Linked DNA regions of Homo sapiens: region 1 is linked to region 2. A link is an interaction called in ENCODE POLR2A ChIA-PET data of the cell type or tissue named here. Cell type or tissue: GM12878. All regions are shown on one strand. Links, peaks and the distances in the headings refer to the core of each region. The heading gives the core; the rest is flanking DNA.

Region 1 (15,220 bases), core at 2,733-10,732, 89 kb before region 2:
GTTAGCAAATATTTCTAGCAGAGTCTGATAGCAAAAGCAACAGTCTTTATCACTAAGTATAATGATGACTATAAGAACAAATCGAAACACGATGATTTTCATGTGTTCCTGAAGCCATCCCTATAAACTTTATAAAATTAATCAGGGAAGGAGGGAGGGGAAGAAACAAAAATAAACCAAGCTCACCGCCCATTCAGCATTAATCATGAGGCCAGCTGCTCTCTGACTGCTTCCTCATGGTTGCTTGGTGCTATTGCCTCAGAATCACATAGAACCTGTTACAAGATTTTAGTTCCCCTTAACTCCTCAATAGATAACAACTGGAACATTATTAAATGTTTAGTTTTACGTTTGATATATTCTTTTTGGTCCCACGTATCAACAACACTACTGACATCAGCTGGTCTGAAGGAACCCCCAGGAGCTCACTCACCAAGGAATTCAGTTTTTACATCCTGATGATTTTATTCCCCTTACCCTGACCAATCAACAACTCCAGTTTTCCAGCCCCTCAGCCTCCATGATCACCTTAAAAGCCCCAGCCCAGAACTCCTGGGAGGGATGGATTCGAAGTTCTCCTCCCATCTCCTCACTCGGCGCCCTGTGATCATTAAACCCTCTGCTGCTGTCTCAGTGTAACTGGCCTGTTACTGTGGATCGGGCATACAAATCTGTGGATCCTAAAACATTGCCACAAAACAATAATTTTATGGGAACACACTGCTTCCTCTGCTGTCGTCTGCCCCAGTAAAGTCAGCTACGTTCAGTCACTTCATGTGTTACCTCTCCTACATTCAACAAACATTTATGATAAACATTTCAACCTGACCCTGTGGTGGGCCCTGATAAAAGAATAAATAAGACACAGTCCCAACCCGCTCTGTGTCCATTCCAGGGACTCATATCTTAAAGAAGGCTAAGGCAGATGGTTATATCTTTTTTCCTCCACAGACTTATGTGAGATTTCAGACACAGTGGGTAACACAAATGAGGGTAAAGAGATATCCTCCCTGCAATGTGAAACGACATCATTATTCAAAAGCTAAAACCATCAGTTAGAACCCTCCCCCAGTGCCATTACTTCCCACTTACAAAACAATAGCATTAGAAGCTATAGTCAAAGGCAGACTTTAACTTTCTCTGATAAATTATTAATAACAAATGCGTTTTACCAAAGTTAATAAGATCCCCATACCAAGTATAAGAGCCATAAAAATGATAATATCCTTTGTCAAAGTAATTTTACTCAGGAGAATTGAAGTTTAGTCCGAACCAATATAGAAGTCATATGCATAGAGATGTTCACAATATTATCTATGACATCTAAGAGTCAAGAAATCATTAGATAAATTATGATTGTCAACTAGATATACTGAGGGGTAATTATAAGACTCGTGACAATAAAAAACAATTTATTATTTGATGGAAAGTTTTGAAACGTCTAATTTTTCTTTTTTCTTTTTTCTTTTTTTTCTGAGGTGGAGTTTCGCTCTTGTTGCCCAGGCTGGAGTGCAGTGGCACCACGATCATGGCTCACTGCAACCCCCGCCTCCTGGGTTCAAGTGATTCTCCTGCCTCAGCCTTCCAAGTAGCTGGGATACAGGCATGCACCAGCATGCTCAGTTAATTTTGCTTTTTTTAAAGTAGAGACTGGGTTTCACTATGTTGGTCAGGCTGGTCTCGAACTCCCGACCTCAAATGATCCACCCATCTCGGCCTCCCATAGTGCTGGGATTACAGGCATGAGCCACCGCGCCTGGCCTGAAAAGTCTAATTTTTAAAAGTGTGACCATGTGTACCAGGGCTTCCCAACCTTGGCACCATTGACATTTTGGTCCAGATAATTCTTTGCTGAGAGGGAGCTGTACGTTGTAGAATGTTTACCAGCACCCTTGACCCCTGCCCCCTGGATACCACTAGCGCCACCCATCCTCAGTAGTGACAATCAAAAATGTCTCCAAACATTCCCAACTCCCCACAGGTAGCAAAATCACCCCGAGTTGAGAACCATGGGTTATACTCTATGATCACAGCTATGTAAAAATGTGTGCATATGTGGAGAAAGCTGGGAGGAAATTTGGAAAAATTAAAAAGGCATTTCTAATAGGATGATGAAGTCATTGAAGTTTTTAAACATCCTCTTTAATATTTTTGCAATAAAAATATTAAAGGTTAAAATTGAGTACTGTTGTGAGTCACAAACTCTTCTAAGGAGTTTTAATCTTTAAAAGTTATTATACAGTTTCATTATTAGAGATAATTTTAATCTCCCGTTATAATGACATCAAAGGAAACTTTATTTAGAGGATTGCAAAATCATTTTTTAAAAACCCATAAGGCCAGAACTGATATGTGATTCAGATGGAGAAGGACAGAATGACTCATTAGTACTAACCATAATTCTTATTCTGCAGAATGCTTCTTGGAGCTTGCTCAAAATCAGAAAGAATTTCTAAGGAAATTTTGTATAAGAAAAAAATGAATTCAGAATTATTCCATCACTGCTACCCAACACTGGATTTGAGTAAGAATTTAATGTATGTTTGGCGTCAATGGGAAAGTTACTTAAAATATTTTGACAATTCTCAATTTTATTTTTAAAAATGTATTAAGGATTACAGCGTCTAACATTCGCAGAATGTTCTACCGTGTTCATTCTCTCATTTAGTGAATTTGAGCACAAGAAATAGAGCTTCAGTTGTGAACATGTGCTGAGTAACATAAGTAGGTAATATAGAACAAAGAGTGTAGGCTACTCTAACACTGTAGGGTTGGGAAAGAATAAAATTGTCAATATTCAAATGGCCATTCTATTCCTTGCTCCGGTAGAACAGGTGATTTTAAACTGTTTTAGAAAGTCTCAATAATATTATTCTACAAAGCAATATATCTGAGAAGTGGGTAACCCAGTGCCTAAACCTTGCCAGAGAGGCAGATGTAGATGGTTGACAATCACCCTTTCCTGTTCTGAGGCATATATGTGATTCCATAAATAAGTGCAGGGGTATTTGATGCTTGACTTGGAGAGCTATGCCTGGAGGCTTGGGGGAATTTGGAGGCTGAGGAAGAAAGGAAAAGGTAAAAGGCTATGAGCAAGAATCTCAAGAGAGTGGAGAGAAAAACATGGCCTCTCGGCTCTTCCACCTTTACTCTACCCCAACCCGTTTGGTCCTGTGGACCCAATTAGGTCTTTATGAAGATCAGTGTTAGAAGACAAAGGAACTTTCTCATGCCATATTGTCAGATTCAGCATGTACAGCACTGAGACCCAGGTAATAAAGGGTAGAGTGGGCTGGAGGCGTTGCCTTCATTTCTACACAGTGGGAGCAAAGCAGTCCACCAAGTGCTGTGAAGCACAGGGCAGCAGAAAATCAGAAATTACAGGAAGGGCCCCATCAACAGGGCCAGCGCCTCCATCCAACAGATTTGGAACAAGGGACTTCTGCCAGGAGACTGGACCTTCATAGGAACATGAGCAGACTTGTTCCTAAGGACATACAGGAAACTTGCTCACAACTCCCAGATTAACTGGTGGAGATTTTGTGAGGGGAAGTTATTGAAACCTTTCAGTTAGGCATTTAGTGTTATTATGACTTTTTTTGGTTTCCATGGGTTGACTAGGTATGGGAACATTCCAACTACCTCTGATTTACAAAAAAAAAAATACACCACCAATTCCCAGTTTTATATTTCACAGGTGTCCCTCACTTTAAAAATAAGTATTTCATAAAAGTTCGCTATAAATAAGATGTAAAGCAAATTCTATTTTCTCATAGGTAGACATTTTTAGGTAAAATTTACATAAGCAGTCATCATTACATTATTTTTCAATGGACAAAAAATTCCAATAAGTGGATCAAAAACTTTTGATAATGAAGGACAGTGAGATGAAGCCTAGCTCAAAGTAGGCTGGGCACTGCAAACCAATAGAGACACATCCCCGACTCTAAAAGTATTCCTCCACCATTGGCCACTGCCGTGGTCACAGTTACCAGATTGTCAAGTTAATATTATGAAGCTATGAAGTAACAGTGTAATAGCATCACTTCTGCAGGTACTATGATCATTACTCTGAATTAAAGTTCACTTAAAGCTACATAGAACAAATCAGTTCTGTGTCCATTCTGAAAGTTTAGAATGTTTTATATTGAATGAGGTGATCTGTGTTAGGGGCTATGCTAGCCAGCACACAAGGGCAAGATTCTAATCCATCGGTGGTAAGTGAACCTGTAATGGACAGCTCTCATTTTTAATAGCCAGGTTCCTCCTTCTTATGATAGAACTCTCTTTCCTGTGAGGAACCCGATCCATGTGTCTCAGCTGGAGCTGAACTCTCACTTGGGGCTACACAGCCATCATCACAAGAGTAGGCAAGTGACCCGACAAAGCCAACCAGAGTTCCCCATTTCCCTAGTCTGCTTGGTTGTTCCAGAGAGATATATGTGACCAAGTAGAACATATCAGAATCAACCCCAGGAGTTTTTTGTCAGAGCTATTGGGAAAGACTGGCTCTTTTTACCAGATTTACTAAGCTAAGAACATAGGAGCCTGGGATTGGAGAAGCTCAGAATGAAGCTGCAAGAGGTAAGCAGAGCTAGGAGACAGAAAAACAGCCCTAAAGACATCATCTGAGCCCCTGGATCCCAGTTCTGTCTGAAGCTGGTTCCACATTGACTCTTTTTTTCTCCTACCATCCACTCAGGAACAGTAGGCTTCATTGCTCCAATCCAGACCAGTTTCCCAAGGTCATCAGGAGTAGAGACTCCCAGCATTTCCCAGTTCTGGGTTCCTGGGGTTTCTTCCAGGCAGTGGTGCCAACAAAACAACTGGTGGGACAATAAGAATACACAAACACACAATTCACTGTCTTTGTTAACTTTGACCAAAGTCAGGGCGAGAGACAACAGTTGGAAGTACCTACAATCACTATCAAGCCTGCAGAGTCTAACTAAACCTTTTTATGTAACATAAATTGTTTTCCTTCTGATATTATTCTTCTATTTATTTTATTTTATTTTATTTTAGACAGGGTCTCACTTTGTTGCCCAGGCTGGAGTGCAGTGGCAGGATCTCGGCTCACTGCAGCCTCCACCTCCTGGGTGCAAGTGATCTTCCCACCTCAGCCCGCCAAATAGCTGGGACTACAGGTGCACACCACCTTGCCTGGCTAATTTTTTTGTATTTTTTGTAGAGGCAGGGTTTCATCATGTTGCCCAGGCTGGTCTCAAACTCCTGAGCTCATGCAATCAGCCCACCTTGACCTCCCAAAGTGCTGGGATTACAGGTGTCAGGCACGGTGCACCCAGCCAATATTATTATTTTATCGGTGGCACAAATCACTTTCAAAGCTCCACTCCAGATAGTCCCCCAAGGTTCAGTTAGCTAGACCACCTATAGTTTTGCCCCTAATTGTTGTTGACTTTATTCAATGTGGTCTTTGTCATTATCATAAAGAGGGTGTGCTATTGTCAGAACTGGAAGGGGAGCAAACAGCACACCACAACTTGAATGGAACTTGAATCATACCAGGTGAAATTCCCATGGATTCTTGGCTCCCTTTGCATTTGTTTTCACATAAACATTCTGCAATTTCTGCCAATTTGTGTCCTTGCTTTCTCTCCCTTTCTAAAACTTCTGGCTGACAGGTTCACTTTGCCCTGAATTTACTGATTTAACTCATTTTACTTCTACTAACTAACCTAAGGAGCTTTTCTTCCTCCTACATAATAGATTCACGCTCTGAATTTCTCCTTTAGATCAAAAGTGTCCATTCAACTTGAACCACCCACTTTAGTGAACCAATAAATTCCTCTTTTGGAATTCCTCTTTTGTAATCCTACCTGTTTGGGTAGGATTTCTTTCACCAATAAGTGATTTGAGCTCCTGCCACAATCCGCTGAACTATTCAATTCTTCTCAGGGGTTTTCATTCCTACAGCCAACTATTGGGATGCTACTATGGTTTGAATCTGTTTCCCAATATTCATGTGTTGGAAACTTAATTTGCCATTGTAACAGTATTAAGAGGTGGAGTCTTTAAGATATGATTAGGCCCTGAAAAAAATGTTATCTCAGGAGTGGGCTCCTGATAAATAGATAAGTTTGGCCCCCATCCTGTCTGTTTGTCCTGTGTGCTTGCTTGCCCTTCTGCCATGGTTATAACACAGCAAGAAGGCCCTCATAAGATGCAGACCCCCCAACATTGGACTTCTCAGCCTTCAGAACTATAAGAAATAAATTCATTTTCTTTATAAATTACCTAGTCTGTTATATTCCATTACAGCAACATAAAACAGACTAGGATAAATGCTCACTACCGTACATTCTGGGATTCAAAATAAAGTTAACTAGAAAAAGGAAGGAAAACATGGTAGAGTGACCACACTTCTGTGCCTCCTCCCAAACACCAGTGACACAATAGTAAAGGAATACACAGAAAAGAGGTTTTAGCCCCCAGCCACAAGTTGGAGAAGAAACAAGAACAAAGAATATTCAACAAACTTAGGGAAGATGGAAAGTGAATGGAGAAGTAAAAATGACTTAATAGGATAGAGGAAGTGGAAATCTAAGCATCTTGGCGGGGAATTTCAATGAGTAATGAGCTGTAAAGAGTCTCAGTGCTTGCAGGCAGCAAGAGCCACAGAAGGTAGAAGTGAAGCTGTGACTCCAAGATTATTAAGATTGGAGGGCTACATGTGTGGGAAATGGTTGGACTTCCAGTCTCCTCAACAACTCTCAAGCAGCCAGACCCCTCTCTGCTCACTACCCCAAAAGAGAATGGAGGTTCATATTCTGATTAACCCAGCAGTCTCTGAACTTGAAGATTAAGCTACATGCAGGACAAAATGAGTTACAGACCTGAAAACTGTAGTTTCATGTAAGAGACTATGTACCGAACTGTGAACATGTCAGGCATGTCCCTTTCCTGCTCTCAAAATGCCAGTAACCAAGCATGTACCTACCCCCACCCCGTGCCCCACCACCACCAAACCTAATCAATCCTCTGGAGAAACTGGATAGTCCGAGAGAAAAGGCCTTCAGGCTCTGACATTACAGGGTTCCCCAATAATAAAGCTGGTCCACCATCTAATCATCCTACAGAAAAGCCCTTTAGGCAACACACATTGCCAATGCACCCAGAGTTTCCAAAGAGGCTTTTTAGGAGGCACTCTTAAAAATAATAGCCAGCCAAGGATCCCAGACATTTCAAAACGGTCTGCAACATGAAACACAAATACCAAAATAAACAGAGAAAAATGGAATTCAGATGTTAGAAACCAGAGAGTTCTTGACCCTGGAAAGAGTAAAGTCAAGTTACAATCACTGTTTGTGAAGCTGTTTGATCAACAGAGTTAGTGCTGCTATGGCTACAGTCTCATATCGCCAAGGATAACATTCAACTACAAGTAACAGAAAACCAGACTACAATGGCTTAAACAAACAGCCGTTTATTTTTGTGACATAACAAGGAGTTGGAGGTAGCAGCTGCAGGCATTGATTCAATATCTCAATCGTGGCAGAAATGGCACCTCTGTAATTTTCCACTCTTTTCTTCAGGGTCCAAGATAGCTGTTGCAGTTTCAGGAATCACATATATATTGTTCAAGGCCACAGAGGGAAAAAAGAAGGCAAAGATGGTACCAACTATATCTTTCTTTATTGTATCATCTTATTGGCCAGAACCATGTCACGTGGCCCCCGATTTGGCTGGAAAAGTTCGTATCTATACCAGGAACTGCCATTGCTGCCCTAATAAAATTAGAATTATCTCAACAAGAAAGAAGTGGGAAATGGTCACTAAACAGGTAACTAGCAGTGTCTATCACAGTCTTCAAAACAAATTGTTGTTCTCTGGAATTTATACTTTCATAAGATCATAAGTGATTTTTAGGTGGTGATATAGAAGAAAGACCTGGAAAATGTTGATGAAACTAAAGGTAGAGATTCTGGTGTTTTATCTTTCAGATGACAAACTTTAGCCTTTTTATAGCTGACATCACTTAAATGTCTTTCCTGTAACAAAGACCAGGAAGAAGCCACAGTACCACAAAAATATGAGGCTATAAAGAGATGGAATTCAACCTAGATGACCATCAGTGGTGGACTGGTTAAAGAAAATGTGGTAATATACACCCTGGAATACTATGCAGCCATAAAAAAGAATGCAATCATGTCTTTTGCAGCAACATGGATGGAGCTGGACACCATTATCCTAAGCAAATTAACTCAGGAACAGAAAACCAAATACTGCATGTTTTCACTTAGAAGTGGGAGTTAAACATTAAGTATACATGGACATAAATAAAGGAACAACAGACACTGGAGCCTCCTCGAGGGTGAAGAGTGGGAGGAGGGTGAGGATCAAAAAACTACCTGTCGAGTACTATGCTTATTACTTGGGTGAGAAAATAATCTGAACACCAAACCCCTGTGACATGCAATTTACCCATGTATAAAACCTGCACATATACCCCCTGCAGCTGGAATAAAAGTTGGGGGGGAAGAAGGGACATATTTTAAAGGGAGCGAGAACTTTAGAAATTAACAAATAAATGCTCACAAAATTGAAAAAAAAATATATATATGGCATTTCTATAACATTTTCCAGCCATATTTCCTACCTCTAATTTCAGTTTTGGGTTTCTACACACCTTCTTGTATGTGGTAAATGTTGGCTCACCAATGGCATCAAGAACAGCACCACCACAATTGCTGTAAGAATTCTCGGCAGGGCGCGGTGGCTCACGCCTGTAATCCCAGCACTTTGGGAGGCCGAGGTGGGCGGATCACGAGGTCAGGAGATCAAGACCATCCTGGCTAACACGGTGAAACCCCGTCTCTACTAAAAATACAAAAAAATTAGCTGGGCGCGGTGGCGGGCGCTTGTAGTCCCAGCTACTCGGAAGGCTGAGGCAGGAGAATGGCGTGAACCCAGGAGATGGAGCTTGCAGTGAGCCCAGATAGCGCCACTGCAGTCCGGCCTGGGCGACAGAGCGAGACTCCGTCTCAAAAAAAGAATTCTCATAGGTGAATATTTGCATTTAATATCTACGGTATGTTCCAACGTAGCTATAAGAAGTATACTATAGACTCAAATGAGAACATTACACATCATTATGCACCAACAGTTCCCATACTCATGTCCGGTATAACCTTATTCCAGTTAGAATTCCAAATGCAGAGATCTTTGTTTTGCTTCTATTAACAGTGCCTGGAATAGTGCTGGAACACAGTAGGGCTCAATGAGTATTTGTTGAATGAATGACTGAATCTCTTCAGTCATTTCCCTTTTCTCCTTACTTCCCTATTCCACCTCCCGCTTCTTTTGCAGAAGAAAACCACAACATGTCTGACATGTGAGGGCCTTGACCACAAAAGATAGAATTGTTCCCTACTTCTCATTATATGCTATAGTATTTTCACATTGTGCAGCCAGCAAAATAGTATTACCAATCACCTGCAGATCGTTGAATGTCTAGAATTTTAAAATTATACCTAAAAGATATGATGAAGAAAAATAATTTGCATAGGCTTTACCTCTGCTCCTAGTATGTGTAAAAAGCATATTGTTATGGTTGTTTGTGAATGGATTCTTCCTGATCTGTGTCACAGGCAAATGCTCCTGTGTTCTTTAGGGTATAGTTTTAAGGAGCAGGGAGTGAGGTGGTCAGGATAGGATGTGTTTGCAAGACCGAATACAACACAAGTCTGAAGCAGGACATTTTTAAGCAGCCATTTTGATGTAGCCAGGTCAAAATGGCCCTGTATAAGCGTAAAATCCCGGTTTTTTTTTTTTCAGTGCAGGTAATGGATTCAACAGACATTCTTGAATTTAGTTCACCTCCTATCAGCACTATCACTAAGGTACTACCTACAAATTTAATGAGGTTTTTTTTCTAAACTGAGAATAATGGAATCTGTTTGGCGTGTGTGTGTATTTTTCTCTCCAACCAGAGTCTAATGTATATAAGATCAAGGATAACGTAATCAGGAGGTCTACAGAAAGCAGGCTGTTCATCCTCTAGTGTAGAACAGTTTAAAAACTCCATTTAGGCCGGGCGTGGTGGCTCACGCCTATAATCCCAGCACTTTGGGAGGCCGAGGCAGGCAGATCATGAGGTCAGGAGATCAAGAACATCCTGGCTAACATGGTGAAACCCTGTCTCCACTAAAAATACAAAAAATTAGTCGGGCCTGGTGGCGGGAGCCTGTAGTCCCAGCTACTCGGGAAGCTGAGGCAGGAGAATGGGGTGAACCTGGGAGGCGGAGGTTGTGGTGAGCCGAGATCACGCTACTGCACTCTAGCCTGGGCGACAGAGCGAGACTCCATCTCAAAAAAAAAAAAAACACACACACACCATTTTAAAAAATTTCTCTGGCACAGTGGCTCACTCCCATAATCCCAGCACTGTGGGAAGCTGAGGCGGGTGGATCACGTGAGGTCAGGAGTTCAAGACCAGCCTGGCCAACATGGCAAAACCCCGTCTCTACTAAAAATACAAAAATTAGCTGGGGGTGGTGGGGAGCACCTGTAATCCCAGCTACTTGGGAGGCTGAGGCAGAGAAAGTTGCTTACAATCCAGGAGGTGGAGGTTGCAGTAAGCTGAGATTGCACCACTGCACTCCAGCCTGGGATATAGAGCAAGACTCCATCTCAAAAAAAAAAAAAAAAAAAAAATTCTCCTTTTTAGTACAAGAATCCAAGATCCTATAGCAATTCATTTTCCTATCACCCAAAGAGATTTCATCAAGCTTTACATTATTTAATAATTTTATTACTAATATTAATCATACTAATTATTATTTTACCATCAGAAAAAGTGGGCCATTAATTTTTCAGCCTGGAGGGATTAGAGAGAGGTCCTCAGCTCCACAGCCCCTGTCACTTTGGTTCCTTCGGAGGCAGTTCACTGGTCATTTGGGACAGCATGTGATTTGCATGAGGCCTGATAAGCCAAGGAGGAGCGATTGTGAATAGTCCATCAGGACTGGTCACTATGGAGAAAAAGACAGAAACAAATAGATGTCTACCACTTTAACTGCTATGGCCTGTGAGCACCAGAAGACAATGTGTGCCTCGCTAAGGGGGAGTAAAAGTCAAGGTGGAAAAGTGAATCTAAGATGAGAACTGGATTCTAGATTCCAACTATTTGAAAACTGACCAGCCAATCAAAAGTCTCATAGTCTCGGCTTTTTTTTTTTTTTTTTTTTTTTTTTTTTTGAGACGGAGTCTCGTTCTGTCGCCCAGGCGGGAGTGCTGTGGCGCGATCTCCGCTCACTGCAAGCTCCGCCTTCCGGGTTCACGCCGTTCTCCTGCCTCAGCCTCTCGAGTAGCTGGGACTACAGGCGCCCGCCACTGCGCCCGGCTAATTTTTTGTATTTTTAGTAGAGACGGGGTTTCACCGTGGTCTCGATCTCCTGACCTCGTGATCCGCCCGCCTCGGCCTCCCAAAGTGCTGGGATTACAGGCGTGAGCCACCGCGCCCGGCCTAGTCTCGGCTTTTAAACAGTCTTCTGGATGACTGAGTCATGGGGACAGATGTCCAGTGGCATCCTCAGGATGGCAGCTCAGTGATACTGGATTGCAGCATTCTGGGGCAGTAGGGGGAGGGGCTTCAGATCCAGTTGGTATCCAGGATCTTTGCTGGTCTCTGCTGTGGAAGGACTAGTTTGGTCTTATTCCTGGATGATGACCCCTGAATGAAAATGTTCCTTTCTCTGCCACTCATGGTATTCTGCTGCCCCCACTGATGGAGTTGATGGTTTTGTCCATTTGCATTTTCATCCTGAAGTCTCTAAGTACACGGCTCTTTGTCCCAGCACATGCCTCTATTCAGTGTGTGCTGGTAAACGTTTAACTGGCTATCTCCAAATTACTTCTTGTCCTCGGGCCCCTAACTGCTCCGGGCTGTCTCTAGCATGCCTCTTCTAGGACTGTCTGTTACTCTGGCTGTGCCCCCATGGACTCTACCTAATCTCCGAATACACCACATGTCACGCATTTTGTCAAGCAGTTTACATATATGAACTCATGCAATCCTTACAGCAACTCTGGCAAGTAGATACCAGAGGGCAGAGTGTCTCAAAGATCGCACAATGTTTTTTCTCTGGTCTGTAGGTAAATAGAGCTGAGAGCTTAGGGTGGCCAGAAGCAGACAGGGACTCCAGAGAGCGGCACTGAGAAAATTGATGGTGGTGTCCCACACTCCCTTCCCCTTCAGCCCTCTTCTCATGCAAGACTGTGTTACTGGCCAAACCAGAGAGGAGCTGGGAAACAGGCAGCCTTGCTATCACCTCCTGGTCTCACTCCTAGCCTCCACACCCCCATCTTGATCAGCCGCATTCACTTTTTTTTTTTTTTTTTTTTTTTTTTTTTTTGAGATGGAGTCTCACTCTGTCACCCAGGCTAGAGGGCAGTGGCGCGATCTGGGCTCACTGCAACCTCCACCTTCTAGGTTCAAGCAATTCTCCTGCCTCAGCCTCCTGAGTAGTTGGGATTACAGGCATATGCCACCACGCCCAGCTAATTTTTTGTATTTTTAGTACAGATGGAGTTTCACCATCTTGGCCAGGCTGGTCTCGAACTCCTGACCTCAGATGATCCACCCACCTTGGCTTCCCAAAGTGCTAGGATTACACACATGAGCCATGGTGCTCTGCCCCCATTCACTTTTTCAATAAATATTTATTAATTGTGTTTTATGGACAAGGTACATATGTCTTTTATGAACTAGGTATTTCAGGGAATGCAATTGTGAGTAAACCATGATTCTCATTTGTCTTCTGAGCGATTATAATCTAGAACAGACAAGATGTGTACACAAATTACGATTTTTAAAATTTGCTACTTTGTAAGGGTCAGAAGAGTTTTAAAGACAGTGAATCAAACCTCTTGTGTGGCCCTAACCCCCAAATGCTCTGTAACCATCTCTCATAGCTCAAGAGCAGCTTGCATTTAGATGGGTGATTTGTCATTTAAAGAAATATGTCAATCATCATTAAAGATACATGGAAAAATGAAACTGGTTTATTTGTTAAAGTAGTGGAATTATGGGTGATTTTTCCCCAGTGGTTTTGATTTACATTACCATTATATAATGGTGCTTGAGCTTTGTTATGTTTAAAAGAAAAAGCTGGAATTGTTGTCATCCACAACCCAGCTCCAGGGACTGATTCCCAAGTTAGCTTAGCTCATCTCTGAATTAATCTCCTGAGGATCTGAGAAAACTCTATAGAGTTCCACAGAAGACTGCCAGCTTTACATAGTCACAGGAACGTATCTTTAAACCATTTGAGGATGTTTTCTATATTGTATGTAACATGAAATGGTTTTTAAATGGTGTTAAACCTTTGAAAAGTGATGTGCTTGTAGAACTGTCTTCTTAAGACCCACTGTGGGATTTTTCCCCTCCCCCCACATCCTTTTGATGTCAGTGATAACAGTCCCACAAGGGCACACTGTCAGTTAACTAGATAGGAAGCTTCGTTAGGCAAGCAGGTGTCAGCAGTGGCACAATCTACTAATTTATAAATGAGTGTATTAGGGTTCCCTACAGGGACAGAACTAATATATATACGTATACATAAACGGGAGTTTATTAAGGGGTATCGACTCACACAATCACAAGGTGAGGTCCCACAATAGGCTGTCTGCAAGCTGAGGAGCAAGGAGGCCAGTCCGAGTCCCAAAGCCTCAAAAGTAGGGCAGCCAACAGTGCAGCCTGCAGTCTGTGGTCTAAAGCCCAAGAGTCCCAAAGCTGCCCTCAAAGACTTGCAGTCTGATGTCTGAGGGCAGGAGGTATCCACCACAGGAGAAAGACGGAGGCCAGAAGACTCAACTAGTCTAGTCTTTCCACATTCTTCTGCCTGCTTTTTTTTATGGCCATGCTGCCAGCTGATGAGATTGTGCCCACCTAGGTTGAGGCTGGGTCTGCCTTTCTCAGTCCACTGACTCAAATGTGAATCCCCTTTGGCAACACCCTCACAGATACACCCAGGAACAATACTTTGCATCCTTCAATCCGATCAAGTTGACACTCAATATTAACCATCACAATGATCATTACCTGACTACTTGCATTTAACACCAATCTAAGCTAAGAGTCCTCTGATGAGAAACTGGGCTCTACAAATATGAAGAAAGATTTCTCTGAGCCCTTGGCAGCCATTAAGCTACTCCCATTAACAGCCTCCCTTATACTCTGTATAGGATTCCCCACTCATAAAGAAGGGCATGGGGACTGCATCAGCCTTTAATAAGATATGATTCCTGAAACTGCAATGACCATCTTGGACCGTGAGAAAACGAAGGAGAAAATCACAAAGGTGCCGTTCCTGCCATAATTGGGATATTGAACCAATTCCTGCAGCTGCTACCTCCAACTTCTTGTTTTGTCACAATAATAAATGGCTATTTGTTTAAGCCACTATAGTCTGGTGGTGGGTTACTTGCAGTTGAATGTAATCCTTAGTGATATGAGACTGTGGCCATAGCAGTGCTAACATTGCAGATCAAACAGCTTTACAAACAGTGATTGTAACTCGACTTAACTCTTTCCAGGGTCAAGAACTCTCTGCCTTCTAACATCTGAATTCCATTTTTCTCTGTTTGTTTCAGTATGTGTCTTTCATGTTGCAGGTTTTCTTGAAATGTCAGAATCCTTGGCTGATCATTAGTTTTTAAGAGTGCCTCCTAAAAAGGCTCTTTGGAAGCTCCGGGTGCATTGGCAAGGTGTGTTGCCTAAAGGGCTTTTCTGCAGGACAATTAGATGGTGAACCAGCTTTATTATTGGGGGACCCTGTAATGTCAGCAGCAGCCCCTCCAGAGAGATACTTCCACCATTTCTCCTCATCACCTTCCCCCTCCACTGTTCCCAACCCCAACTCCAGCCTCTCCAGTGATCTGAGACTTTCAGGAAAGAACTTAGGGAAAATAGATCTTTATTTTAGAGGATGATATGGCCAGAGTGTATCTGAAGCTCTGTGTCAAGTAATGTTATAGCAGTGCTCTATAATTCTTGTTGATATCACTGTGTTCTGTACTCAGTGACAGCCTAACTGGAAAAAATTTAAGTAATAATAATGATATTTGACATATTAAGAACACACCATGTGCCAAGCAGTTCGTTAAACACTTTATACATATTAACTCATTAATCCTACCCAGCCAAGTATACTCTTGGTATCCCATTGTACCAATGAGGAAAGGGAGGCTAAGAGGT
Region 2 (15,220 bases), core at 3,306-11,305:
TCAACCTCTGTCGGTTAAACCTACAATTCGGCAGATGATATAATTACCTCCCTGGGGCAGGTCTCTATCTCTGCCTTGGAGAAATAGCAAAGTCCAAAGTAGTCTCCTCATTCAAAGATGTTGCAAACGAAGGCTGTTTTGATCTTTATGTATTAGCATTTGGGTGTTAATCTTTCTGGAGCTCCTGACAGAAAATTCCTTTAAATTTATTATATAATTCTAAAATATTGGACATATTTGTTTCAAGCATCTGTCAGTATCCTTACTCTTTCCATTTCACTCCCCACTGCCTTAATTAGTCATCAGGTCCTACTGATTTTTAACTCCTAAGCATTTCTCAAATCTGTCTCCTCAGTATGTATTGTTGGTTATATAACTCCATCTCCATTTTCACTGTGCTGCTTTAGACTATCTTTTCTTGTCTAGATTAGTGCCTGGCTTATATTATGGGCTTCATAAAGTGGGATCAATGAATGAATGATTCATAATCTGGACAACTGCACTCTAACACCTAACTGGAAAAAAAAAAATCTTAAGATCTATCTTCCATGTAAAAGCATCTATCTAAAATGCAAATCTTACTTTGATAATCTCCAGGTTAATAAACCTCTTAGACGGCTCTCAGGCCTCCCCAAAACCATCTCTCATTTCACTGATCAAAAAAATAAAAATTTAAAAATTTTAAAACTTAAAAAAAAAATTGAACATTTCACTGGTCAAAAAACAAAAACAAAAATGATCTCCGAGCATGCCTCCCTCACACCCCACCCTGCTGTGCATCCCTTTCCCACCCCCAGCCTACAGAGACCACCCAATAACCTCTTCTTTGCTACATGACCCTTACCCTCCTTCTTCAAGAGTCATACTTTCTCCTTAGAAACTTTTCCCCCCACTTTCTGGAAACTGTAGATTCTTTCTTGCTTATGGTTTTTGTAATGACATCAGCCATTTAGAATTCATGATGTGGCCAGTCTCTGCTATCTGCCTCTCCACAGAGCTTGCTCAGATAATCCATCAGGATTTAGTCACAGATCCAAAGTAGGGAGCTAGAAGGGAGCTTCAGGCTTGGTCTCTTCGGGTTGAAGCTAGAAAACTAATCTATACTGAACACAAAAATGAAGCTGAGTAATAGCCAACCTATACATCCTAGGAATTAACTATTGCTTATTTTGCCCCCAGCCAGTCTCTCCACACTCCTCTCTCCTTTACATTTGTTTTAAACACTATATATATATATACACTTTATTTATATATATATACTTTTTATATATATATATATATAATATGTGTAATTTTTTTTTTAATTAGCTGGGCATGGTGGGGTGTGCCTGTGATCCTAGCTACTCAGGAGGCTGGGAGGCTGAGGTGGGATGATATGTGGGATTTTATATATATATATATATATATATATATATATATATATATTTTTTTTTTTTTTTTTTTTTTTTTTTTTTTTGAGACAGAGTTTTGCTCTTGTTGCCCAGGCTGGATTGCAATGGTGCGATCTCAGCTCACCGCAACCTCTGCCTCCCAGGTTCAAGCGATTCTCCTGCCTCAGCCTCCCAAGTAGGTGGGATTACAGGTATGCACCACCATGCCTGGCTAATTTTGTATTTTTAGTAGAGACAGGTTTCTTCATGTTGGTCAGGCTGGTCTCTAATTCCCGACCTCAGGTGATCCACCCACCTTGGCCTCTCAAAATGCTGGGATTACAAGCGTGAGCCACCGCACCCAGCCTTAAACACGGTATATTAGCCCAACACTGTGTGAGAACTGGGATTCAGAAAACCAAGATATAGGTCTCCGTTCTGCCATCCACTAGCTATGCTATGAGTCAGCCATGAAAATTCTCTGGGCCTCATTGACTGAATCTGTAAAATCTGACTTGATGAGGATTATATTCATTGAACTCTGAGGTCCTGTCCATTTCTTACACCCTGATTCAAAGACCGCACAGAATCTCTAACCCAGATATTCTTAACTAGGGTTCTTGTATGTCTGGGAAGATGATGAAAGAACTTCAAGGGGATCATGAGCTCTTTAAATTCTATATAAAATCCAAGGCTGGGCGTGGTGGCTCACGCTTGTAATCCCAGCACTTTGGGAGGCTGAGGTGGGCAGATTGCCTGAGATCAGGAGTTCGAGACCAGCCTGGGCAACATGTTGAAACCCCCTCTCTGTGAAAATACAAAAACAATCAGCTGGGTGTGGTGGCATGTGCCTATAGTCCCGGCTACTCAGGAGGCTGAGGCACAAGAATTGCTTTGAACCCAGGAGGCAGAGGTTGCAGTAAGCCAAGATCGTGCCACTGTGCTCCAACCTGGGAGACAGGGAGAAACGCTGTCTCAAAAAATAAATGAATAAATAAATAAATAAATAAAATAAAATAAAATAAAATAAATTCTATGTAAAATCCTTTGTGAACTTGCTGCATCACCTTGGCCCACAAAGGGGGTTTTCTTATCTTTTTTCCTCTTTCAAAGTAATGATAGTCTATGGTTGCCCTACTATGTATTCTCTTTTTATTATTTTATTATTTTTTTTTTTAGAGACAGGGTCTCACTCTGTTATCCAGGCTGGAGTGCAGTGGTGCAATTATAGCTCACTGCAGCCTTGGCCTCCTGGGCTCACGCGGTCATCCCACCTCAGCCTCCTGCATAGCTAGGATCACAGGCATGCCCCCATCATGCTCAGCTAATTTAAAAAATATTTTTTTTGAGGCTGGGCACAGTGGTTCATGCCTTTAATCCCAGAACTTTGAGAGGCTAAGGCGGGAGGATTGATTGGGTCCAGGAGTTCAAGAACCTGAGAAATACAGAGAGACCCCATTTTTACTACAAAAAAATAGAATCAAAAAATTAGCCAGGCCCAGTGGCATTCACCTGTAGTCCCAGCTACTTATGAGGCTGAGGCAGAGGATTGCTTGAACCCAGGGGTTCAAGGCAAATTGAGCTATGATTGGGCACTGCACTTAGCTTTGGTGACACGGCAAGACTCTGTCTCCATTAAAAAAAAAAAAAGTAAGGCTACAGATAAGAAAGTACTTGGACAACAGTAAAAAAGTTAAACTCATGACATTGGACCCTATGAAATGTGTTTACCCTAGAGCTGTTTATTGTATGATAGGTCCCTGCTAGATAGTATTCAAGGTTTAATGCAAAAACTCCAAGGACCTCTCTTGGTAGCAGTGGTATTCTTTAAGACGGCACATTACTGAATCCTTCCTGTAAAATGGTCACAAGATCATTTTTATGAGCCTCTAGAATAACTCCTGAAGCTACTCATGCTCCCTACTGGAAAACACATTACTGTTACAAGATTGGCAAACATGAACCAGCATGGTAGAAATCTGGCAGGAAGAAAGCTCAAAATTTAGCACTTGGCCAGGCGATGTGTAATTCCTGTGAAAATTGCAGGCTAACAGTCAGTGAATTTGTCAGAAGGGGAATTATTTGCTAGAGCTCTGACCACCACCCTTGGAGAGTTGATGGTTCACATCTACCCTTCCTCCAGCCCAGGTCTGGACAAGGGCTGCCTCTAGTTCATTCCTGGTGCATAGCCATCCTTAGTGGTCACTACATTCTGAAGGGGCTTAGTGGGACTGTGGGCCTTGGGCAACGGACCTGATGTTAACTCAAGTAAGTTCCCAGAGCAGATTTGTATTCAGTTCAGCTAACATTTATAGAGCACCTACTGATTGCTACATGCTGCCTGAGAGATAAAGAGGATGGAACACTGTCTCTGCCCTTGAGAAGCTCAGAGGGATGGGGAGAACCTAATGTGGTCAGAGCAGTTGTAGAGATAATGCCTGTGGGACTGAAGGAGTGTAGAAGCCAGGGTAGAAAGAGGATTCTCAAGATTGTCCTGAGCTGTGAGAAGCCTCTCAGTGTCTGTGAGGATCTAGCCACAAGGAGAGTGAGAGTACCAAAGCACAGAATGCAGGAGTGGTGATGACTGTTAAGCCAATAAGCCAAAGAGACAGTTGGGCAGAGCAAGGGCTAGGGTGCAAAATTTAAGGCAGCATCCACTCCCAGGGTCGTGCATGTGCAGGGTCAGCACCTGAGAGTGTGTGTCTTCTTAAATTTTGCACCCTAGGCACCTCATTTGCCCAGCCCTACAGTTGGGTACAGTCATGATTGTCTTTCTGGGCCATGCCGATGAGCTGGGATTTTTTTTATTTTTTATTTTTGACGGAGTCTTGTGCTGTCGCCCAGGCTGGAGTGCAGTGGCGCAACCTCCCCCTCCGGGTTCAGTGGTCCAACTTCCCGCTCTGGGTTCAAGCTATTCTCCCACCTCAGCCTCCCGAGTAGCAGGGATTACAGGCGTGCACCACCACATCAGGCTGATTTTTTTTTGAGACAAAGTCTCACTCTGTTGCCCAAGCTGGAGTGCAGTGACACGATTTTGGCTCACTGCAACCTCCGCCTCCCAGGTTCAAGCGATTCTCCTGCTTTACCTCCCAAGTAGCTGGGATTACACGTGCCCGCCACCCTGCCCAGCTAATTTTTGTATTTTTAGGAGAGACGAGGTTTCACGATGTTGGCCAGGCTGGTCTTGAACTCCTGACCTCGTGATCCACCCACCTCTGCCTCCCAAAGTGCTGGGATTACAGGCGTGAGCCACCACACCCAGCTGGAATTTTAACTTTAGATCATGGAGGGCTTTCAAGCATTCTAAGCTGGGAACTGACCTGTCAAGATTGGCATTTTAGAAATCTCACCCCAGGTTGGGCGTGGTGGCTCACACCTGTAATCCCAGCACTTTGGGAGGTCGAGGCAGGTGGATTGCTTGAGCCCAGGAGTTCGAGACCAGCCTGGGCAACATATCGAGACCCCATCTCTACAAAAAAAAAAAAAAAAAAATTAGCCAGGTGCGGTGGCCCACACCTGTAGTCTCAGCTACTCGGGAGGCTGAGGCTCAAGGATTCCTTGAGCCAGGGAGGTGGAGTTTGCAGTGAATTGTGATCCAGCCTGGGTGACAGAGGGAGATTCTGTTTCAGAAACAAAGAAATATCACCCCAGCAACTGTTCTGGTGGGACTTGACTGGAGACAGAGACCAGTTTAGATGCTGTTGTTGGAGCTGGGCACAATGGTGTGTACCTGTAGTCCCAGCTACTCAGGAGGCAGAGGCAGGAGGAACACTTGAATCTAGGAGTTCAAATCCAGTCTCGGCAACATAGTGAGACTCCATCTCTTTAAAAAAAAAAGGGGGGCGGGGGGGTCGCTATTTTAATAGTCCAAGCAAGAGATGAGACCCAAATTAAGGGTCAGGTGGAAGAAGGCAGTTTAATCATATTTAGGAGGTAAAACTCAGGAGGCCTGAATTGAATGCATAGATGAGGAAGCAGGAAGGCTGTGTGATGACCCCGGGACTCTAGAGCAGCTGCTGGGCAGTAGAGATGGGGATGTTCAGTGAGTTGTGAGTAGGGGAGGAGGGGGAGCTGGCATGGGGGGCTGGGAGAACTATGGATTTGATCTTGAAATATTTGAGGTTAGGGTGCCTGTGGGGTGTACATCTCCCCTGTACACCTGACCTTACACTTCCAGCAGCTGGATGCATGAGTGTGACGTTAGAGAAATGACAGCTGGAGGCATACATCAGCGTGTACTTTGTAGATTAAGCCACGTGGATTTACCAGAGAGGAATCATAGACTGAGGAGAGCAGTGGTCTGAGGACCAAACCCTGGGAAACTCTAGGAAACAACCACCAATATTTAAGGTCCAAAAAGGGTCTACCTTAAAGTGCCAAGGGAGATGGCCAGGGGTAGAAGGCAAAGAAGGAGAAGAGGTGTCTAGAAGTCTTGGAGTGACCAACAGTGTCAATACTCCAGGGAGTCAAGTGGCAGGAGACCTGGGAACCTGCATGGCTGTGGTGGTTGTTGTCCTGACCCCGTTTAAGAATGTAACAGAGTGGTCAGGGCAGAAGCCAGACTGTAACCGTTTGAGAAGTGACAAAAAGTGAGGAAAGATTCAGGAATATAGGCCAATAACTGGTTCCCAACTAGGCAGCTTTCTTGAATACAGAACCCTGCCAGGCACAGTGCCTCACGCCTATAATCCCAGTCCTTTGGGTAGCTGAGTCGGAAGGATCACTTGAGGCCAGGAGTTCAGGACACAGCAAGACCCCATCTCTACAAAAAAAATATAAAAATTAGCAGCCGGGTGTGCTGGCTCATGCCTATAATCCCAGCACTCTGGGAGGCCGAGGTGGGTGGATCACTTGAGGTCAGGAGTTCAAGACCAGCCTGGCCAAAATGGTGAAACCCTGTCTCTACTAAAAATAAAAAATTAGCGAGGCGTGGTAGCACACACCTGTAATCCAAGCTGCTCGGTAGGCTAAGGCAGGAGAATCACCTGAAGCTGGGAGACGGAGGTTGCAGTGAGCCGAGGTCATGCCATTGCACTCCAGCATGGGCAACAGAGTGAGAAACTGTATCAAAATTAAAATAAAATAAAATAAAATAAAATAAAATAAAATAAAAAAGCCTGGCATGGTGGCTTGCACCTGTAGTACCAGTTGCTTGGGAGACCGAGGCAAGAGTATCTCTTGAGCCCAGAGAGCTAGGGGCTACAGTGAGCTGTGATCACGCCACTGCACTCCAGCTGGGTGACAGAGCAAGACCCTGTCTCTAAAAAAATAAAAATAATAAAAATAAATAAAAAAGAATCCTGGGCCCCACCTCAGAGATTCTGATTCATTTGCTTTAGCACAGGGCCATGGAATCTGTCCCAGCATCCTAGAAGCTACCTCAGTGAGTTAACAGAAAGGACTGGTATTGAAAGTGCTGTCGCCTGGGCACAGTGGCTCAAGCCTGTAATCCCAGCACTTTGGGAGGCCGAGGCGGGCGGATCATGAGGTCAGGAGAGCGAGACCATCCCAGCTAACATGGTGAAACCCCACCTCTACTAAAAATATGAAAAATTAGCCAGGTATGGTGGCGGGCGCCTGTAGTCCCAGCTACTCAGGAAGAATGGCATGAACCCGGGTAGGCGGAGCTGGCAGTGAGCAAGATCATGCCATTGCACTCCAGCCTGGGTGATAGAGCGAGACTCTGTCTCAAGAAAAAAAAAAAAAAAAAAGAAAGTGCTGTCAACAAGCTGTGACAAAGAGAAGGCTCCTCTGTGAGGCAGGGAAGTGGGGTCAAATAACAGTTTTTTTTGTTTGTTTGTTTGTTTTTTGAAGGAGAGGAGCTGATTTAGGACAAGTAAAATGGTTGTCAGAGAGCAGAGGAATCCAGGGAAGGCTTGAGACCGTGAATCTGTGGTGGCCTCTGCCGGTGCTTCTGTGGGCTTTCTCCAGCTCTCTCGGCAGGGCGGAGTCAGGAGCAGAGAAGGCAAATGGTGGGATGACCTGAAGTTGGGGTTTTATCAGAGAGGAGGAGCAGGAGGACAGGGTGTAAGGCAGATCAAGGAGTGTTACTAAGGGTCTCAGGTCCTAGACAGTGGGCCTAGACAGGTAGGCAGTGAGGGTTGTGGGGGACAGGGAAGACGCGTGGCAAGGGGCCCTGAAAACCAGGGGAATATGGCAACATCAGGGGCCTGGCAGTCCCAGGAGGGGAGCAGGTCTAGCAGGAATGCCCTTGTGCCTGTGCAGGAGAGCAGCAGGACTAGGAGGCTGCAGACAGACAGTGGGTAACTGAAAGGTGAACTTTCTACTAGACAGCAAATCCCTGGATGTCATCCTGATGGATCTAAGATGAAAAATACCCCACCATGAAAATGCCTTACGTGGTCCCAACCATGAAGCGTAAAATTGCCTTTTCACCTGAAAACGACCTGCAGCTTGGTTTAGCATTTTATGCTTCGGATGTCATCTAACATCCAGAAGCAATACCCTCCCCCGTTGCAAGTCAAGGTAAAATCAGAAAATGCTCGGTGGAAAGGAAAAAAAAAAAAAACATAAGACAAAAAGCCAGCAACAGAATAAAGCCGCAAACCCAAAGCACCAGCAGAGGAAAGGGAAAAAAACCTGCAGCATAGACAAGCTTTGATGTTGTGTGATCTGTGAAAAATGTATAGAAATGTTACCTTACCAAAAAATTCCCAAGGTGCTTTACTTGCCAACCACTGGAAGGAAGTAAAAATTCCCACCCAGGGTGTTACTTTTAATTATCATCCTCTTTATGTTGTTTCCTAAAATAACAACAGGCATTCTAGAGATGATTTACGAAGATGGCTTAATGAGGTGTCAGATGAGTACCTGTGCCCATGAGCCCCTTTACCGCAGGCCTCCTTATGCAAATTTGACTGACTCTTCTGAGCCCGACTAGATAAAGAAACAGACATAATTGGAGCAGCTGGGCTGGAAGCACAGCTGGGCTATCCTCATGGAGACCAGACTCTAGCACCACGTGCTCTTCCTGCTGCCCCAGTGTCCCTCCCAACTTTTGCTTTTCAGAGCAGCAGCCCACCTGAACCTGGGGCTTCCTCAGATGATCTCCACATCAGTGCTTGTCAGCATTCATGTGCACACAGATCACCTGTGCAACTTGTGAAAATGCAGATTCAGACTCAGTGGCTGGAGTGGAGCCTCTGGATCTATGTGTCTAACAAGCCCCTGGGTGATGCATGTGGTCATCAGATGGTCCTAGGTCCACACTTGGAGGAGCTATTTAGAGCCTATAAAATAGTTACTCCCCTATCCAGTGTTTGAGTCCCAGACTTCTGCATTCTGCCAGCACTCAGATGCTTCTGGGACAGGATGCTTACTGTGCATCTTGGGTCAACATGTCAAAAAGGCCTTCCTGTATTGAGGTGAGATCTGTCTACCTAGGGCTCACCCTCACCTGGCCTACTTCTGGGCCTTGGATCCTATGTAGCAGGCTTAAGGCATTAGAAAGTGGCTGGCATGTCCCCCAAGTATTTTATTCAGGCAAAACATGCCAGGTCCTCTGGCTATTATTTAAAAAATTTGTTGTAGAGGCAGGGTCTCACTATGTTGCCCAGGCTGGTCTCAAACTCCTGGGCTTAAGTGATCCTCCTGCCTCAGGCTCCCAAAGCGCTGAGATTACAGGCATGAGCCACCATGCCTGGTCTTGGCTATTTTTCTTATGCTATGGTTTGGTCATACTGGTCATTTCCTTCTTTTTTTTTTTTTTTTTTAGACGGAGTTTCACTCTTATTGCCCAGGCTGGAGTGCAATGGTGCGATCTTGGCTCACTGCAACCTCCGCCTCCTGGGTTCAAGCGATTCTCCTGCCTCAGCCTCCCGAGTAGCTGGGATTACAGGTGCCTGCCACCACACCCAGCAAATTTTTGTATTTTTAGTAGAGACGGGGATTCACCATCTTGACCAGGCTGGTCTTGAACTTCTGACTTTAGGCGATCCACCCACCTCAGCCTCCCAAAGTGCTGGGATTACAGGCGTAAGCTACTGCACCAGCCCCTGGTCATTTCCTTCTGATCCTGCTCTATGTGTCTTTAGGCCTCTCCTCTTGTGATACCCATGCTGCAAAAAGTAGCTTGGGACTGTCACCACCTCATTACAGATAGCCTTTTTTTTTTTTTTTGAGACGGAGTCTCGCTCTGTTGCCCAGGCTGGCATGCAATGGCGCGATCTCAGCTCACTGCAACCTCCGCCTCCCAGGTTCAAGCGATTCTCCTGCCTCAGCCTCCTGAGTAGCTGGGATTACAGGCGCGCACCACCACACCTGGCTAATTTTTGTATTTTTTAGTAGAGACAGGGTTTCACGACGTTGGTCACGCTGGTCTCGAACTCCCAACCTCAGGTGATCCGCCCACCTCGGCTTCCCAAATTGCCTGGATTACAGGCATGAGCCACCACACCTGGCCTTACAGATAGCCTTTATGTGACTCGTGTTGAACTTGCTGTCAGCCATCATCCTTAAATTCATTTTCACCCATGCTGTGGATCAGCCACATTTCTTCCTAGTCAGTTATTATCATAATAATTATACTTAATACTTATGAGAGTTAGTATAGCAAGGTGGTTAAGAACATAGTCTCTGGAATGAGACTGCCTAGTGAGAAGCACTATGATTAGCACTGTGTGTTATCTGTCACCATCACCATCATCATCATCCATCACCATCACTATCAACACCATCATCATTAACATCACCATCACTATCACCACCATTATCACCATCACTGTCACCACCATCACCATCACCATCACCATCATCATCATCACTATCACCACCATCATCACCATCATCACCACCACCATCATCATCATCATCAACATCATCACTATCTTAAGTAAGTGCTTTGCCTACATTTACTGATTTAATTCTCATAACAACTCCATGTTGTAGGGGCTGTTGTTATCCCAGTTTTACAAGTGAGGAAGTGGGGCCTCACAAGATTATGTTTTGTGCCCAGGGTAACAGTGACAAGAAGCTAAATCTGAGCAGTGTCCTTTGGTTGGTTTTGTTTCATTGTTGACTAAAGTCCAAGACCATATCTGTTCCTGCTATTCATAAATTTCTTCTTTTAGTCAGCATTTTACCCTTACTTTACACTATCTTTTGGATTCCTGGTTCTGTCATCCCAAGTGTATCTGCCTCCTAGCTTCATGCTGTCTGTTATATTGTGAGAAAAATATGTATCTTCACCTAGTCATACACAAGGTCAGAGGCCATGTGGCAATTCCCTACAGATTGTGCTCACTGAAGCCCTGATGGTGCATATCTCCTGAAGCTCCCTGAGCCTGTAGTCTTGTAACCCACTCAGAGAAGCCTAGAGAGTGGTCAGGCATGATTTGTATTTGAACATATTTGTATTTGGTTCCTGGGAAACATGTTTCCTCTTCGCTTTCAGGTCTCCATTCCAGAATCCTTTCCAAGATGGACAGCACCCTCCAAATTTATAGTTGCTGAAATCAGTCCTCTGGGCAGGGCCAGATGCAAGGAACAAATAGAAAGCAGGGTCTGCAGAACACACATCCCAGAGGCGATAATGACCAGTTAATCCCCGCAGATAGTTAGATCTAGGAGACTGTCCCTGGGCTTCAGGGCTCCCTGCTTCTGACTCCAGCAGTGCAAATGAAAGCCTCTATGTTCCCACTAAACCATAGGTGACTGAGCAGCCATGGTGTTGCCTGCGTTTCTATAAAGGAGGAGCGCAGGACAGCAATCTCATCAGAGCGGAGGCTGGGGCTGGCCTCGAATTTAGGTTGTATGTTTATTTGGGGCGATGTGCAAGCAGGGGGTGCCCTGATAGAGATTACAGGGGCTAAATCCCCCACATAAAACCATTTTGTGCCACTGCTCCTGGGCCAAGTGACCAGAAAGGCTGGACTGATTTCTCCCCTCTCTCCTTTCCTGGTTCTGTTCTCTGACCCTGGGTGATTAATGTAACCTAGCTGTGTTCAATTACCCACCCTTTTCACGATGCTGGGATGTCTGCCACCTGTCCCTAGTGCCCTTCTTGGCTTCCTGTGAGTCGTGACTGTGGGAGCCTTGCGACTTTTGGAGGAGAGCAGGAGGCCCTGGGTCTGCCATCAGCATGGGCTCCCTAATCACACCATTGTCACCGGAGCCTACCCAAGCTGCTGGGAAGTAGCAAAATAAGCATGCAGGGAACATTCTTCCACCCCAATATGTTCCCCTCATGAAATCATCAAGCAAACCCTGAATGCCTTCTCTTGGTGTGGTCAGGCAGAAGGGTTGTCTCTCTCATACTAGAGCAGTCAGTGGCCATTGGCTGACTGATCCTAACGGCAGATCTAGAAAGATTTGGAGAAGGCTGTCTTGGTTCTCTTAGAACAGCATGTGGCCCTAGCAGTCCTCCTGTTCTTGGACAGTGGTGCCCCCCTCATGCCATGAAAACTGATGGGGCAGGCAGGGGAGCTCCAGCCAGAAACGGGAAGTGTCTCAAACCTTAGTGAAGTGATCTTGAATCGCTGATTTACAGGGCTGATTTTGACACATTATTCTCAGGAAAACAGTGGTTTAGGGCATGGTCTCAAGCTCTGTCTAGGTTGAAATCTTGTCAGGTGTGCTGGCTCACATTTGTAATCCCAGCACTTTGGGAGGCCAAGACAGAAGGATTGCTTGAGCTCATGAGTTTGAGACCAGTCTGAGCAACATAGAGATACCCCATCCCTACAAAAAAATTAAAAAATTAGGTGGGCATGGTGGCACACACCTGTAGTCCCAGCTACTGAGGAGGCTGAGGCAGGAGGATCACTTGGTTCCAGGAGGTCGAGGTTGTGATGAGCTGTGATCGTGCCACAGCACTCTAGCCTGGGCAACAGAGCAAGACCCTGCTTCAAAAAAAAAAAAAAAAATTTACCAGCTGTGTGATCTAGGACAATTTATTTGAGTTCTATAGGCCTCATCCAATGATAATAATTGGACTTACCTTATTGGTTGTGACAACTAAATAAAAAAAAAATACATATAAAGTGCTTAGAACAGTTCCTGGCATTTAGTAAGAGCTTTGTAAGTATTAACTATTATTAGTACCATCATCATCTTTATTGCCACTATTTACTGAGTGTCTAATATGTACCAGACATGTCTAAACACATATAGTACATGCATTATTAGCTCATTTAACTACTTTGGGGTTTTTTTTGCGGGGGGGTTGTTGTTTTTTGAGATGGAGTCTTGCTCTGTTGCCCAGGCGGGAGTGCAGTGGTGTGATCTCGGCTCACTGCAACCTCTGCCTCCCAGGCTCAAGCAATTTTCCTGCTTCAGCCTCCCGATTAGCTGGGACTACAGGCGTGCACCACCACACTCGGCTAATTTTTGTATTTTTAGTAGAGACAGGGTTTCACCATGTTGGTCAGGCTGGTCTTGAACTCCTGACCTCAAGTGATCCGCCCACCTCAGCCTGCAAAAGTACTGGGATTACAGGTGAGCCACTGCGCCCGGCTGAACTACACTTTGAAACAGGGTGTAACCCACTTGGCTCTCAAGCAGAGCCAAGTGTAGAGAAAAAGGCAATATAATAATTATCTGCTTTCTAGTCCTTCCTTTTAGCCACTGGAGAAAATAGTAACCACTTTCTGTGTTAAACAAACAAAAAGAAGAAAAACAGCAAAACTGAAACAAACTAACAAATCCCCTCAATATTTGATTTCCAATTTGTGAACCACTCCAATACAGATAATTCTGAGAAGCATGTAACAACCAGTAAGAAAACCTAGTATGTTTGCTTTAAAGTCATAGACTAGTTTTCAATGGATAGTCAACTAGCATTGGAAATAAAAGAGTAAGATCAATGTTGTAGGTTCATTTGGTCTATAGTATAGTTTACCTGTGATGTTTCTTTGTTGATTTTCTGTCTAAATAATCTGTCCAATGCTGAGAAAGGGGTTCTCAACTATGATTGTACTGGGGCCTATAGTTGGATTTTTTTCCTTTAGCTCTAATAATATTTGCTTTATATATCTGAGTTCTTCAGGGTTGGGTGAATACATATTTACAATTGTCATAGCCTTTTGCTGACTTGATCCTTTTTATCATTATGTAATGAACTTTTTTGTCGCTTTAAACATTTTTTGTTTTAAAGTCTATGCTGTGTGATGCAAGCAATAGCTACTCCTGCTCACTTTTGGTTTCCATTTCTGTGGAATATCTTTTTTCATCCCTTCACTTTCAGTCTATGTGTCTTTATAGGTGAAGTGAGTTTTTGAAGGCAGCATATACTTGGGTCTTGCTTTTAAAATTCTTTAAGCAAGTCTGTATATTTCAGTGCTTCAGTTGAGGAAGCTAAAAATGGGAGAGTTCAGTAACCTGCACAAAGTTAAACTGGTAAGTAATTGGTGAAGTCAAAATCTAGAATCAAGGCGTTTTTGTTGTTTATTTTTTGTTTTGGAGACAGGGCCTTGCTGTGTTGCCCAGGCTGAAGTGCAGTGGTGCAATCACAGCTCACTTTAGCTTCATCCTCCTGGGCTCAAGTGATCCTCCCACCTCAACCTCCTGAGTAGCTGGGACCACAGGTATGCACCACCACACCTGGCTAATTTTTGTATTTTTTGTAGAGACAGGGTTTTGTTGTCCTGGCTGGTCTTGAACTCCTGGGTTCAAGTGATCTGCCCACCTTGGCCTCCCAAAGTGCTGGGATTATAGGCGTGAGCCACCGTGTCCGGCCTGCAATCGAGTTTTCCTAACTCCAGAGTTACGCTGTTATTTCCCTCTGCTACTGTCCATAGTAACAGCCATATTACTGAGTACTTACCACTTGCTGAGTAGGGTGCTGGGCACTTTACATGCCTTATTTCATTTAGTGTTCGCAATAATGCTATGAGGTAGAGTCTCGTTATCCCCATTTTACAGATGAGGTAACCAAGCTTCAGAGAAGCTAAGCAGCCTCCACAAATTTATACAGCAAAGAAAGCCAGCCTTTAAATCCAGGCCTGCCTGACTCTAAAATCTGTTCTATTGAGTTTAACTGCCAAACAGGTGAGCAGGATGCTCCTAGGAGGGTGGTAACAGTGATTGGTAATCCATGACTTCTGGGATCCACTGAAACCCAGGGATATGCAGTTTGCCTAATCAGCCCTATTTTCTGAGCTATCATTAGGGACAATTTTCACTTTCTCTGATGCTTCATTTCCCTGCAGCTTCTGAAAGCTGTTGATTTGCTCAGATTAAGACCAGCTTCTGCGCCTTTCGCGTGTCAGATTGTTGTGTACGTGTTCAAGAGTATGGAGGAATCATAAACAGTCCAGAAGGAGGCCCTGGTGTACTACACAAAGTTTTTGCCACATTGCTATGGGAGGAATCTGTGTTGCTTGAGCAAACACTTGAGGTTATGTGACTGTGAGATTCCAAATGTGCATTTCAACATCAGGTCATGACGGTGCAACTTGTTTTGTGATGAATGGCACTATAAGTAGAACATATTCTATAGACCAAGGATTCTTAGCCAGGGATGCATGGCGGGGCTTCAGAGGCTCTGGGAACATTCTGTATGTGTGTGTGCATTTTACTGGAGAGAGATCTCATAACTTTTATAATATTCTCAAAGGAGTTCATGACTCAAAAAAATCATTTAAAAACCATTGTTCTCAATTTAAAAATCACTAGAAGAGGAAGCTTCAGAAAACAGAATAAGCCAGGCACAGTGGTGTGTGCTTGTAGTCCCAGCTACTCAAGAGGCTGAGGTGGGAGGATGGCTTGAGCCCAGGAGTTTGAGGCTGCAGTGAGCTGTGATTGCACCTGTGAATAGCCACTGCACTGCAGCCTAGGCAACATAAGAGACCCTGACTCTAAAAAACAAACAAACAAACAAAAAACAGAAACCT

The links. ChIA-PET counts read pairs that join two places held together with the same protein. Peaks named below come from ENCODE experiments on the same cell type or tissue, not always from the same donor. Only the 100,000 strongest peaks of a DNase experiment are listed, where the experiment ranks them.
Region 1: POLR2A ChIA-PET joins it to region 2 with 13 read pairs; 7 of 35 experiments call an interaction of 5 or more read pairs at or near these places.

The regions. Positions count from the first base shown.
Region 1 is chr2:38,613,098-38,628,317 of GRCh38, forward strand. No RefSeq gene overlaps it. Among named protein-coding and RNA genes, the nearest start is that of HNRNPLL, 18 kb to the left of the region's middle. In GM12878, for the core only: no CTCF peak of the experiment used is centred there; a DNase peak (open chromatin) is centred at 6,616.
Region 2 is chr2:38,701,669-38,716,888 of GRCh38, forward strand. All of the region lies in intron 4 of GALM (galactose mutarotase), which reads left to right. The region is part of intron 1 of LOC124905993 (a long non-coding RNA gene); the gene reads right to left. Among named protein-coding and RNA genes, the nearest start is that of SRSF7, 42 kb to the right of the region's middle. RefSeq lists a silencer at 8,146-8,346. In GM12878, for the core only: no CTCF peak of the experiment used is centred there; a DNase peak (open chromatin) is centred at 8,103.